Regions from separate parts of the Homo sapiens genome. Here region 1 is linked to region 2. The links are chromatin loops, found by intact Hi-C in ENCODE. Cell type or tissue: PC-9. All regions are shown on one strand. Links, peaks and the distances in the headings refer to the core of each region. The heading gives the core; the rest is flanking DNA. Region 1 has its middle 34 kb from the start of CRY1. Region 2 has its middle 110 kb from the start of ASCL4.

What was found. Peaks named below come from ENCODE experiments on the same cell type or tissue, not always from the same donor. Only the 100,000 strongest peaks of a DNase experiment are listed, where the experiment ranks them.
Region 1: a loop joins it to region 2, with 23 times the contacts of the local background. A loop is called at or near these places in 9 of 110 quality-filtered maps.

The regions. Positions count from the first base shown.
Region 1 is chr12:107,125,033-107,129,433 of GRCh38, forward strand. No RefSeq gene overlaps it. Among named protein-coding and RNA genes, the nearest start is that of CRY1, 34 kb to the left of the region's middle. In PC-9, for the core only: a CTCF peak has its summit at 2,026; no DNase peak of the experiment used is centred there.
Region 2 is chr12:107,882,698-107,887,098 of GRCh38, forward strand. No RefSeq gene overlaps it. Among named protein-coding and RNA genes, the nearest start is that of ASCL4, 110 kb to the left of the region's middle. In PC-9, for the core only: CTCF peaks have their summits at 2,598 (motif pointing left) and 2,797; no DNase peak of the experiment used is centred there; H3K27me3 peaks cover 1,084 bases.

The DNA.
Region 1 (4,401 bases), core at 72-4,071, 760 kb before region 2:
CCTAGCTAATTAATTTTTAGCCTTTATTCTTTTATAGTATATGCATTTAAGATACCATAAATGTCCCTCCAAATACTCCCATAGCTGTATCTCACTAATTCTGACAAGTAGTAGTGTTGTTCACTTCTAAATACTTGCTAGTTCTTATTATGATTTCTTTGTTTTATGAGCTATTTAGATGTGTTCTTATATTTCTAAATGTATGATTATTTCTGTTTTAAAAATGGATTTCTAAATTAATTGCATTATAGGCAGAGATCGTGGTTATCAATTTTTTTGCTGAGACTCTTTCATGGTTAGTACCATGGTTAGTCATTTTTCATAAATTATTCCATGGAAATTGAAAAGAATGAGCCAGGCGTGGCGGCATGCACCAGAAGTTGCAGCTACTCAGGAGGCTGAAGTGAGAGGACTGCTTGAGTCCAGTAGTTCAAGGCCAGCTGGTCAACATAGTGAGACTCCATCTATGAAAAAATATATATAAAAAGAAAAAGAAAACAATGCATATTTTTCTGTTCTTGGGTTTAATGCACTATAAATAGAGATTACATCCAGCTTGTTCATGGTTATTTAAATCATATTTCAAATCTCACTGACTTCTTTGTTCACTTGACCATAAACTTCCCTTGTTTAATTTATTGGCTTGCTATAGGAACTTGTGTTTATTCCATGTGTATACTGCACCTCCCCTGAAGCCTCTCTGAATCTCATTTGGTGACTCTGAAACCTACTGATCTACTTTACCTTTGCTAGGTTATATGTAATAATAAACAACCCCCAAATCTCAATGGCTTACAACCATGAAGATTTATTACTTGTGCATATTACATGTTATTCTCTGGCCAACTCTGCTCTGTTTTCTTCATTCTGGAACCTACGCTAGAGGAGTAGCCCATACCTGAGGCAGGTCTGCTTTGTGTCAGAAGGCAAAGAATAATGAAGAACTACTGAAAGGCTCTGAAAGCTTCTTCCTGTATGAGGCATACAACACTTCTATGCACATGGCCAACCCTGATGTCAGGGAGGTGTGGCGTTATTATCATATCACAGGCGGGGAGAAGAGAATGATAGAGAACAAAAATGCAGTCTACAACACCTGCCTTTTTGTTCTCTGAATAGTATGTACACAGAATTTCTAAACTAGATCTTTCAGTAACTGGTTCAGAGCTGCCCCTGCCTGGCCCCAATTACATGGTACATCTAGCTCAAAATAGCTGGGCTGGATGATTTGTGTACGCTTTGGTTATATGTGCTTGTGACTTTTACATGTAGTTTTGTCTCACCTGAACCATTTGATTGAAGATGATTAAATATCTGCTAAAATAGTGAAAAATGCACATAAACATACATACCCAGTTTTGTTTGCCAGTTAAGGATTTTTTTTTAAACTCCCTGAATTTCATGCAGGAGCCATAGGTCCCTACCATTTTTGCAATTGTCTATTCACACATCTGTATTGTCTACTAGACTACACTGTGAGGTGGGGTTGCATTTTTGTTCACTCCTGTGTCCCAGCTATTAGCACAGTTGCACATAATAAGGCTGTGATTTAAAAAAAAATGTGTTAAGTGAATAATAAAACTGAACTACAATTAGAATACAAGTCCAGCGTTCCAAATTGAATGAACAAGATCAAATTAGTAAAGATAAGCTATACTCACTAGAAGTCCATAATAAAAAAGAGATACTGTTTATACTAAATTAACAGTCTTTGGAGATTGTCTTGCTTCTTTTTGTAAAGTGAGATGAAGAACAAAAATCCTGGACAGATTGAAGCTAGCTTTTATGTCAGTGTAACTGAACTCTTCCTCCACTTCCTCTTTTAAGGGGTTGTAGCGGGAACATGCCAGGCTGATAATGATTGTTTTTATCTTATGTCATACCCTTCTGAGGGGAAACCAATAAATCCAGGCTGACGGTCTGGATGAATGAATAGGTGCTAGCAGCAAAAGATGGGGCCATGTCATGAGTTTTTTATTTGAGAATCAGCCTCTCCTCCATACACAGAACCACCAGCAGATGTCATATCTGATCTCTGTTGTTGGGCCTGCTGCCTGATTTTCAGTTAATTGTTTCCATAACACAATGTTTTTCCATATTGTGTCATGCTTCCTATTACACAGGACACATTTTCTTTACCATCTCCCATAAGCACACAGATATGATGTGCTTATTTATTTATCCATGCAATAAAGATTTATCATGTGTCTATTCTGTGCCTGGTATTGAGACTACAATGGTGAGCGAAACAGATACAGCCCCTGCCCTCTTGAAGAATTCTACTGGGGAGGACAGTTAATTCAATGAGTAACTTCCAAAAATTATAATTTGGGTTTTGTTAGTTGAAGCATGGTACTAGGAGGACAAGTTAAAAAAATAGCCAAATATAGCCTAAGAAATCACGGAAGTCCTCCAGGGAAGCAAGGTTTCTAGGGAATTCTGAAAGACGACTGAGTTAAGCAGACCAAGAACCAGGAGGAGAGCTGAATCTTTGTTATTTTAATTAAAAGAGTGAAGGGAGGGTGTCCCGAGTGTCCCATTAAACACATAGGCTCTGGGCTAGCCTTCCTGGGGGCCTATTCCTCACTCTGCCATTTATTAGCTCTGCTTCAGTTTTCTCGTTTGTACAATGGGGAGTGTGACAGTACTTGCCTCACAGGATTACTGTCAGGATTAAATGAGTTAATCCATGCAGGTGTCTGACATAGAATAAGCAATCGATTCCTGTTGGCCCTTATTTTTCTTTGTTGGAATATTCAGCAAAACCCATTGCATCTCAATTCTTTCTCAGATTAAAAAATTCTCTACCTGTGAATCAGAACTATGCTAACACAATGAACTCCAGTCTGCCAAATTTCATTTCTGAAGCAAAGCCACCTTTGGGTTTTGATTGTTGTGCCTGTGTCTTGTGTAGATGGTACAGGGAACTTGGCCAAGTTTCACACGACAACATGAAGTGTTCAGCTCCAAGCCACATGATATAGTTATAAGCCATATAATAAAATATATTATCTTAATCCCACAGGAGATCCCATAGATATCATGGCCACGTGGATAGAGACAAAGTCCTTGAACCTTAAAATAGCAAATCACAGACTCATTTCAAAGTTATTGGTACACAGAAGGTCTCTGTAGTGTCTTTTTGAATTCAGTCAGCTTTAATTACAAGCTTTTAGTCTCACTTGACAATATAATCCCTTCATTCTCAGGGCTGCACAGCATATTCAATCACTTAGCTTTCCTGACTGTTTAATGAAGATCTTCATGGTTGCATTTGGGGGAGTGCTTTCAGTCTCTTTCCAATAACAGGAACACTGAAAAAGACGTACAGGACATAATTATATGGTCTCATGCTGTTGTTGAGATTAGAAGCAAATAAATAAATAAATAAATAAAATAAAATAAAATAAAAGGCCGGTCGTGGTGGCTGACGCCTGTAATCCCAGCATTTTGGGAGGCCAAGGTGGGTGGATCGCTTGAGGTCAGGAGTTGGAGACCAGCCTGACCAACATGGAGAAATCCTGCCTCTCCTAAAAATACAAAATTAGCCAGGCATGGTGGTGCATGCCTGAAATCTCAGCTACTTGAGAGGCTGAGGCAGGAGAATTGCTTGAACCTGGAAGGCGGAGGTTGCAGTGAGCCAAGATCGCGCCATTGCACTCCAGCCTGGGCAAGAAGAGCGAAACTCCATCTCAAAAATAAATAAATAAATAAATAAATAAATAAATAAACAAAATAATGATAATTGCAAAGTCTACAAATATACTTGATAGAAAAAACCCTCTGAAAAGAAGAGCATATCTTTTAAATTACAAATTATGTTTGTTTTCTGAAATTGTACTCTACTCCAGAATATCAGTCAAATGCCCACCTGAGTTTCGAGTATTGTTAAATTTTAGGTTTCTAATTTTCCTGTTATTCACTTCTCAGCAATCTTTTTGATTTTCAAATGATGTCAGAACTTTTTTTATATCTATTTTTAAAAGTCACAGATTCAATCCCAATTTTATTTGCATCTACATATAGACATGCAGAAAAAATACTATAAGACATTACTCATGGTTCTCTTTGGGTTCTGGGATTAAGGGGAGCCTTGTTTTGGTTGTTATAGTTTTCCTATATATAATTTTAGTTTAATAACAAAATGTGAGTGTGTGGTGTTGGTTTTCTGTGTGGACCTAGAAAATAGTTCGCAGACCTAGGTAATTCCATTTGAATAAAATTCACTTATTTTTAAAACAAAAAAAAGCCAATCAAATAAATTAGCTAGTAAAGGAAGTATTAAATTTTATTGGAAAATTCCTCAGTTCCAGTATGCTTTGCTTGTCAAAGGTTAACATACAATATCTACAACTTGGCTTTATAGGCTTCTTAAGGGTCTTGCCTTTGGATTGATTCATT
Region 2 (4,401 bases), core at 323-4,322:
AAAAGCAGATTGACAGAAACCAAAGTCAATGAGATATTTGGGACTTTGCAGTAGAGGAGTGAAATGGGCTTGGCTTCTGTGCATTTGCTGAGCTACTTGTTTTTGTTTTCGCAGTGGAGGTGACCTTGGATGTTGACATGGCTCACAACCTCCTCCTCATTTCTGAAGACCTCAGGAGCGTCCGATGTGGGAGGATCCATCAGAATCGGCCAAACAGTGCTGAGAGATTCAACTTCGCAGGTGCTGTCCTGGGCTCCCCTGGTTTCACCTCTGGCCGCCACTACTGGGAGGTGGACCTAGGAACAAGCAAATAATGGAATCTGGGAGTCTGCAGAGAATCTGCCAACCGCAAAGGGAACATCCAAATGACCACAGAGGATGGATTCTGGATTGTGAGTTTGATGGCTGGGGGCTTCCACTTTGCTAACACAAGCCCTCCAACACCCCTCTGGGTGAACCCCAATTTAGAGCGAGTGGGGATATTTTTGGATAGAGGCATGGGAGACATCTCCTTTTACCACCTTGGAGATGGATCCCACATCTATACATTCACGAAAGTTTTTCCTGAAGAGCCACTGCGCCCATATTTTGCTCCTTCCACTCTCCCAGAGCAGGGTATCCTGAGTGTCTGTCCTGTGATAAATCCAGGCACTGCCCATCCTCTAGTCCATCCTGGGGAGGGCAAATAAACCCCCACTGCATAGAAACAGGATCGGGAAATTAAATTACTTGGTGGGTAGACCTAGGAAGTTTCTGTTGGGTATACATATTTTACAAAATCATAGCAGAAAAATATAGACCATTCCATGATGTAGTTAACTTCATAGATTCATTAGAATAGAAGCTGAGTTTTAAATATTGATTATTGTCACCATCAAACGTGTTGAGTTTTGTGTTTATATTTTGTTTCCTAATGATATGTTTTGTATTCTTAATTTCCAAATGCTTTACCTTTTATTTCTGTAAGTTCGGCTTTATGTATTATGGAGTTTATAAGTTAAATAAATATTTGGCTGTAACCAAATGGATTATGTGAGTTTCTAAATAATAGGGGTGCAACACTTTTTATTCATAGTGCAATGTGTGGGTGGGGGGGTGGGCAGGGGTTTGTGTGTGTATTTGAACAAAACAAATGTGGATAAATACCTGTGTCTTATCCAGCACTGAACAACTTTCCACCACCACAGCTCCGTGTAGCTAACATTGTCTTGGACATGAGATTGTCTACATTAACAATGGTAATTCCCCCACTGTAGAATGTACTGCTTTGTCTCGAGTGCACTCCTGGTAATACCTGACTCTGATCAGCCGATCCTTCCTCCTTCCGTTATCCCTGTGGGGTCCTCAGTGCTGTGCTCCTCTGGCTGGCACAGCTCTGGTCACTCTGGAGATGCATGCTGGGGGCCAGGCAGTCATGCTCTTATCACAAGTCAGTTCCCTGCAGGAGGGATCTACTGAAACTAGTGCTGGCTTTTCAAGTGTTCTTTGCATTTTAAACCATTGGCAACCTTTACATACTTTTTTTTTAAGAGCCTCACTCTGTCACCCAGGCTGGAGTGCAGTGGTGTGATGTCAGCTAACTGCAGCCTTGACCTCCCCAGGTGCAGGTGATCCTTCCACCTCCGCCTCCCTCTAGCCCCAGCTGGGACTACAGGTGTGCACCATCATGCCCAGCTAATTTCTCCTTTTTTTTTTTTTAAATAGAAATGGGGTTTCACCATGTTCCCCACGCTGGTCTCAAACTCCTGGGTTCAAGCAATCTGCCCACCTTGACCTCCCCAAATGTTGGGATTACAGGTGTGAGCCACTGCTCCTGGCCTTATATCCCATTTTTAAGAATCATTGAAGATGGTCAAGGGTCTGAGGTGTCAGCATTGTGAGCTGACTTAGAAAAGGCCCTGCCTCCCAGCCACGTGAATGTGCTGGGGATATATGCAATATTCTATGACTGAAAAGTACACTTTCAGCAGAATCAGGAAGATCCCAGTATATGTATACCTGTCCTGACTGGCATAGGTAAGTTTCCCAGACTCTGACTCCAGAATTCATGAAGTTTCAGAAAAACTAGTGGAGGGAAAGGTAGGAGCAGGAGGAAAAGGAAGAAGCCAAGCAAAAGTGAAATTTTTGGTAAAACCCAAGTTTTAAAAATAAAATTTATTATTAATTAATTAATTAATTTTTTTTAGAGACAGGGTCTCACTATGTTGCCCAGGCTGGTCTGGAACTCCCAGTGTCAAGCTATTCTCCCACCTCAGCCTCCCTAGTAGTTGAGGTTATAGGTGCCAGCCACCACATCCTGCCTCAAATATTCTTTAATTTCTCTTGCGACTTCTTTGACCCATGTGTTACTAAATCTCTAAACATTTTCAGAGAAGAGTGTTGTTTAATATTTTTGAAATTTTCTGTCTTTCTGCTAGAGATGGCTATTCTGATCTATTGTGATCTGAAATCATCCTTTGTATGATTTATATTCTTTTCAATATGTGAAGGTGTGTTTTATGGCCCAGAATATGGTCTATATTGAATATTCCTTGAGGGCAGACCGGGCACCGGACCTCAATCTCGGGCGCCATCTTCTGGTTGTTAGAACAAACTGCCCGAGAAAGGCTCCCTCAAATCCCCTCATTGCTGGGTTCCCCACATGGCAAACTGGATGAACACCAAGGAGCTCCTTTTGCTCCATGCAGTTCAACAGAAAAGCCCTGTGGGTGGGCATTTGTCAACTTCTCCTCTGGACAAAGATGCCCCGGTCAGAAACACTCCCTGAGACCCTCCCAGCATCCAGATAGCAGCCCAGGCTGTGACATCTCACCCTCAGGCCAGATCCAAGCAGTGAAATATATAATCTAATTTCTTCCCCAGCCCAGCCCCTTGAGTCCCAGTTTTTCATTCTCCCATTCTCAACTCTCCCACCACTGAATGATCTAAAACCACAGGGAAACCTTTTATTGAATTATATTTTAATAAAGAGAGCCATCTCATTTCATGTAGTTTGTGATATAAGGAAAATAGTAAGATTATAAAAATATCTTTTACTTTTGACATGGTTACTAACAAAGGGAAAGGAAAAAAAAACGCCAGAAACTTGAAAAGCCTGATTATCTGGGGCTATTATTCCTGTTTGTTTTAAAATCAAACTTCTAAACACAGATCTTAATCCCAGCACTTTGGGAGGCTGAGGCGGGCGGATCATGAGGTCAGGAGTTCGAGACCAGCCTGGCCAACATGGTGAAACCCCGTCTTTACTAAAAATACAAAAATTGGCCGGGCATGGTGGTGGGTGTCTGTAGTCCCAGCTACTCAGGAGGCTGAGGCAGGGGAATTGCTTGAACCAAGGAAGCGGATGTTGCAGTGAGCCGAGATCACGCCATTGCTCTCCAGCCTGGGCGACAGAGTGAGACTCCATCTCAAAAAATAAATAAATAAATAAATAAATAAATAAGAAGCATAAAGAAAAAGCCCATTTGAAGAAACCATGGTCTAGTGAGGGTGACTTTAGGAAAGACTTAAGATTAGGTTGAATTAATTTCCTTGGTCTAAAATAAATATGAAGGCTGGGCATAGTAGCTCATGCCTGTAATCCCAGTACTTTGGGAGGCCAAGGCAAGAGGATCACTTGAGGTCAGGATTTGGAGACCAGCTTGGGCAGCATAGTGAGATTTCTGTCTCTAATTAACAAAATAAATAAATTAAATAAATATGAGGTGGTTTTACTTTGTGAGTAAAAAGTACTTGAAACTAGCTCCATTCATTGCATAAGGGCTAATAGTGATGCCTCATATTTGGCTTTGAAAGTTTTCTGGCCAAATTCCAAATTTTGTCATATGCAAACATGATATTCAAAAGCTAATCCAGAAAAAAGGGTATGTCTATATTAATCAAAATACAACCACTTGCAGGATAAATTGCTGTCCTTTGCACGTGGTGCTTCTCTATATCTTCAGTAAAAAACTCATTGATTCCAGATTTAAATCAATAACTGATTGAGTTAAAGAGAAGGGGCAGGATGTGGATAAAGTGGGAGGGAGGACTTTCTATAAAAAAGCCCCTTATAGGTGGGTCCCACTCCACATCTCAGCTCATTTCAGAAGCAGCTGGAGCAAGAGAAGCATCTTGTGGAAGTGAGTCCAGTGTTATTCCTTTCTCACTTCTCAGCTTTCTACAAAAGACAAATATAAGAGAGCAACATCCAGGGAATGAAGTAATTAATGCTGCAAGTATGATCTGAGGCCAACTCAATGCCAGGCACAGTGGGAGCACTTAGGGACACGGGATCCTCTGCCCAGAAGCTGAAGGCAGGACTAGATTCTCAATACACAGGCTGGGAGTCTGACAGATTCTTTCAATCAAATCATAGCTTGGGCTACTCTAGGAGATGATAACTTGAGTTTCCCCCATTGA